2 separate regions of the Homo sapiens genome follow, and region 2 is linked to region 1. A link is an interaction called in ENCODE POLR2A ChIA-PET data of the cell type or tissue named here. Cell type or tissue: GM12878. All regions are shown on one strand.

Region 1 (2,500 bases):
CAGATCGAGGCACATTTTTTGAAGACAAGGATGTTCAAATTTAAAAAGAAGCTAAAAATTGCTTCCAATCTGCCTCCTGGGTTATGGATTTATAAGAAGCTGTGTGAAGGTCAAATACTGCATGTTCTCACTTATAAATGGTAGCTAAGCAATGGGTACATATGGACATACAGAGTGTAATAACAGACACTGGAGACTATGAAAAGTGGAGGGATGGGAGGGGGTGTTGAAAAAGTACCTATTAGGTACAATGTTCACTATTTGGGTGATGGGTACACTAGAAGCCCAGACTTCACCACTATGTTATATATGCATATAAGAAACTTGTACTTGTACCCCTAAATATATAAAACTAAATAAATTTTTAAAAGAAGCTATGGAATTTGGGAACCAAAAATCAAATATGTGGCCTCATGACCAAGAACTGAGCTATGCCATTCATGGGGTCAATGTCTGAATCTCCTATCTTCAGTGTCATAACAATAGAGAAGGCACACTGTAATGCCTGCTCCTGGGCTAAGGATCCAGTGGACAGCTAAGACAATGCAAAATTAGCAGGCTGAAACAGATGCGAAAGAAGGAGAGGATAAAAACCTCTCATTCAAAATAAGCCAATATGCCTGTAAACAAAATTCAAAACACATAAATTGAATATTAAGAAAGACAGGTAACAAAATAATCAGAGATGAGTTCACTTCAGATGAGGTGAATTTTATGGAATAGTCTGAGAAAGACTTTAAATATACTGGCCCATGATCTGAAATCCCCAAACTCTGAAAAGGAAATAGGTTTTGTAACTGTTTTGGTGGCAAACCTAACCTAACCAATAATCATTTGCTGGCAAAGTCTGAACTAAACTGATATAAGTCTATGTATATAGTCAGTTAGTGTCTCCCTAGGTGTGCCTATTCATGCTTTTCACTGGAGAAATATTAACCTGTTTGATTATAGGGTATTATCCCAGACCTCACTGGAGATGTTATCTTTTTTCAAATCTTAAAAATTTTGAATTCTGAAATACACCTGGCTCCAAGGCCTTTAGGATACTAAAAAAGCTAAATGAAGAAGTAACTTCCACTTAAAAGTACATGAAGTTTTGAAACAAAAACTGGCAGAAAAGACAAGAAAAAATAAATATGATAAAGAGCCAATTGAAAAGTTTTAAAAGTATAAATTAAACTGAATCAATAAGCTGGATAATTTCTAGACCAGAGATAGTGAAATAAAATATTTCCGTATTGTAAAAGAGCCTTGAGGTCCTGCTGACTAGCTCTGTGCTATAGCTCTGGGTTAAATCAGAGGTTAGAACCTCCTAGATGAGTCATCAGCATCACTTCCTGGTGGTTGCCCCTTCTCAACGGTACCTCTTGTTGTCTAGGGAACACACACACACAAATACACACACACATACATATACCTGTATATGTACGTGTATGTGCATTTTATGTATATATGTATGTATGTACACCTATATACATGTATGTGTGTATGTGTGTATACACACATAGCATGTGTAGGGAGGGATACAGCAAACTTAGTATTAGAATGAAGTAGAGGGAAGATCATTTAGGTTTTTTATGCATATCTATATTGTTTTACTTGTTACAAGTAAATATTATTTCGTAGCATGAAAATTCAAATAAAATGAAGACTTTACTTAAGAAATATACTTAAAAACCTTTAACTGCTACCTTCAAAATGTTAGAAATGTAGTTTACAAAAATGTACACATCTAAAAGTTCAGTTACAATTAACTCCACATATATTTTCATCCCACAAATTTAATCCCCCAAATGAATATTTTCCTCAAAAGGACAAAACAGAGAATGTTACAGAGAGCAAAGAATAAAAATATAGTGGAGGAAGTCTTTCAGTGTCTTCATTTTGAAGTGTTGTGTATTCTTATTGTTATGGTTGATATCCTATAGCTCTAACTCGAATCTGAAATCAGTATGATCTTAAATTTGGTTCTGAAGTTCGAAGAACTCCTGGAAGAAAAGTAATACCAAGACCTGTAGTAACCTGTCCTCCAAGCCATGAGGTAGGTGCCAGGGGATGTAGAAGTTCCGGATTCTGAGCTCAAGGAATTCAGCTGCTACAAATTGCTTAGCCTAAGGGGTTGAACAGTCAGTGAGTGTGGTATCCTTTTAGGGTAAGCTGTGTCATTTCTGGACGCTTACTAGATTGAGTCTCATCTGTCTTTTAAGAGAAATCTTGCCCTGAATCATGTAGAACAGGATGCCCCCTTCTAAGTCCAGATAACCAAAAAGAAAGGATTCTATAGATGCCCACATCCCCTGCCATGTCTAGAAAGTGCTCAAAGAACAACCTGAACATGGCTCCATGTAGCGTACCATCCAGCCCCACCCTAAATCAGATAGTTCAGCAAATGTTGATAAACACCTCTGAGAAATTCTTCCAGGTTCCCCTGAATTTGAGAAGCAACTGTGGCCAAGTATTTTTAGCAGATACAGATGGGGAGGTAGTAATAACTTTGATA
Region 2 (2,500 bases), 190 kb after region 1:
GCTGCAGTGAGCCATGATTGCACAACTGCAGCCAGCCTGGGCGACAGAGCAGGACCCTGACATACATACATACATACATACAAAAATAACAGCAGTTCCTCCATAAGAATCTTCATATTTTATCTTTTCTGTTACTTTATTAGGCAGGAAAATTTATTACTTTATTAGCTAGGAAAATTGACAGGATAAAGCTTAGAAATGGTGCTTATTCCTGCTGTTACGCAATTCTGTGATGCCTCCTCACCACTGCCGTCTACCACCAGCTTCAGCCTTCAGCCTCCCTCCTCTCCATTCCCCACACTTCAAAGCCCATCTCAAGCACCCTCCCCCACCACAGAGCCTGCCTCTGGGGAAGCACTACCCAGCCACACGCAGCCCCATAGGATGTTACCTGCCTACGAATTCGAGACCTCTTATAGCAGTGTTTCTCCACATGAGGCCCACCTGCCACCTGCCTACACAATCAACCCACATGACTGGTCAAAAGGCATATTTCTGGATCTCACCCCAGACCTACTGAAGGCAGGGCTGAGGGTGGGGATCTATGAGTAGGCATTTTGAATAAACACCTTATGCCCAAATTTAGAAACTACAGTATCTTATATTTATGATTCATGTTTTAGAACCAGGTTATGTGTTTTTGAATTACTTACAATTAGCTCAGATGTCCAGTTCAGAGAGCCAAACAACTCAACAACGCTAGATGGGAAAAAAGAATGCCTTAGCTGTAGCACCTGAGGAAAACAATTAAGGATTTTAGTTGACCACAAACTCAATGAGTCAGCAGTGTGATGTGGTTGGTAGAAAAGCTCTAATTTAGGCTGCAGAGATAAAAGTAGAGTAGATGGAACACAGGAATATCCCATTCCACATCAGAGCATGTGTGCTTTACAGTGCCCTGCTTAGTTGGGTTTTTTTTTTTTTTTTTACTTTTTTTATTTGTTTGTTTTGACACAGTGTCTCGCTCTGTCACCCATGCTGGGGTGCAGTGGTGTGATCTTGGCTCACTGCAGCCTCCACTTCCTGGGCTCAATTGATCTTCCGACCCCAGCCTCCCAAGTTGCTGGGACTACAGGCGCACACCACCACACCCTGGCTAATTTTTGTTGCTCAGGCTTCTGCTTAGTTTTTAGGGCCACACTTTTAAAGAGCCCTGGACAAATTGGCACATGTTAAAAGGAAAATACTAAGTAGGATAGTGAGAGACACACAGAATGTGCCATAGCTATCCGCTCTTTTAATGGCAGCAGATCTTGTCCCATGAGGGCAATGGCCCCAGAGGGTTACCCCATACAAACACCTTAATCTCAGTGGCTTACCACTGGGTTACATCACAGGGAGAAGACGGCGTTTCCCCAGGAAGTCTCTGGCTAGAAGCCCTGGGAGGCTTTTCTGATGATTCCAAGAACTGACAAGACTTTCTCTTCTGTGTTTCTCATATTGAGAAGCAAATAGATGATGCTGCATTTGGCATAGGAATTTTCTAAATTAATTCACAATAAATAACTTGGTCAAAAAACTGTAATACATCTCTAGCAAGCCGCCCACATATACAACATAATCACGTCCTTAGGATGAACTCTGCCATAATTATAAAGAAAAAGTAAAAGGGATAAAAGAGGGAAAGTAGGCTGGACATGGTAGCTCACACCTGTAATCCCAGCACTTTGAGATGTCGCGGTGGGCAGATCACTTGAGGTCAGGAGTTCAAGACCAGCATGACCAACATAGTGAAACCCCATCTCTTCTAAAAATACAAAAATTAACTGGGCATGGTGGTGCACGCCTGTAGTCCCAGATACTTGGGAGGCTGAGGCAAGAGAATCGCTTGAACCCAGGAGGCGGAGATTGCAGTGAGCCAAGATCGCACCACTGCACTCCAGCCTGGGTGACAGAGCAAGACTCCATCTCAAAAAAAAAAAAAAAAAAAAAAAAAAAAACAGGGAAAGTGAGTTTGTTATTATCTTTGGGAAAACTCTCTTCCTAAATTCTATGTATGTGAGGAACATCTGCTGGTGAATTATGTGCCTGCGCCACCTCTAATGTGTTTATACTTTGCATGTCCATAGGACGGGGGCACCGCCCTGTTGGCTGCCAGTCAGTACGGGCACATGCAGGTGGTGGAGACCTTGCTGAAGCACGGAGCAAACATCCATGACCAACTTTATGTGAGTGCATTTCAGGGGGACATTAGGACATTTCTCATCACATACAAAATTGCAGTCTAAATTCAGATGCCAGAAATGCCAACTTCAAAAATACTTTAATGGACAGTAGGACTTGGGTCTGAGTCAAGAGAAAAATATATAGCGGACCAGATGGGCTTTTTTTATATAGAAACCACATATCTGGCCGGGCGCGGTGGTTCACGCCTCTAATCCCAGCACTTTGGGAGGCCGAGGTGGGTGGATCACAAGGTCAGGAGTTCGAGACCAGCCTGGCCAACATGGTGAAACCCCGGCTCTACTAAAAATACAAAACTTAGCCGGGGATGGTAGCG

Evidence for each region. Peaks named below come from ENCODE experiments on the same cell type or tissue, not always from the same donor. Only the 100,000 strongest peaks of a DNase experiment are listed, where the experiment ranks them.
Region 2: POLR2A ChIA-PET joins it to region 1 with 15 read pairs; 3 of 35 experiments call an interaction of 5 or more read pairs at or near these places.

What each region holds. Positions count from the first base shown.
Region 1 is chr18:23,827,489-23,829,988 of GRCh38, reverse strand. The region is part of intron 23 of LAMA3 (laminin subunit alpha 3); the gene reads right to left. Among named protein-coding and RNA genes, the nearest start is that of LAMA3, 140 kb to the right of the region's middle. In GM12878, no CTCF peak of the experiment used is centred here; a DNase peak (open chromatin) is centred at 1,338.
Region 2 is chr18:23,633,719-23,636,218 of GRCh38, reverse strand. It overlaps ANKRD29 (ankyrin repeat domain 29), which reads left to right. Exons shown (of 10, transcript NM_173505.4): 5 at 2,070-2,168. Among named protein-coding and RNA genes, the nearest start is that of ANKRD29, 28 kb to the left of the region's middle. In GM12878, no CTCF peak of the experiment used is centred here; no DNase peak of the experiment used is centred here.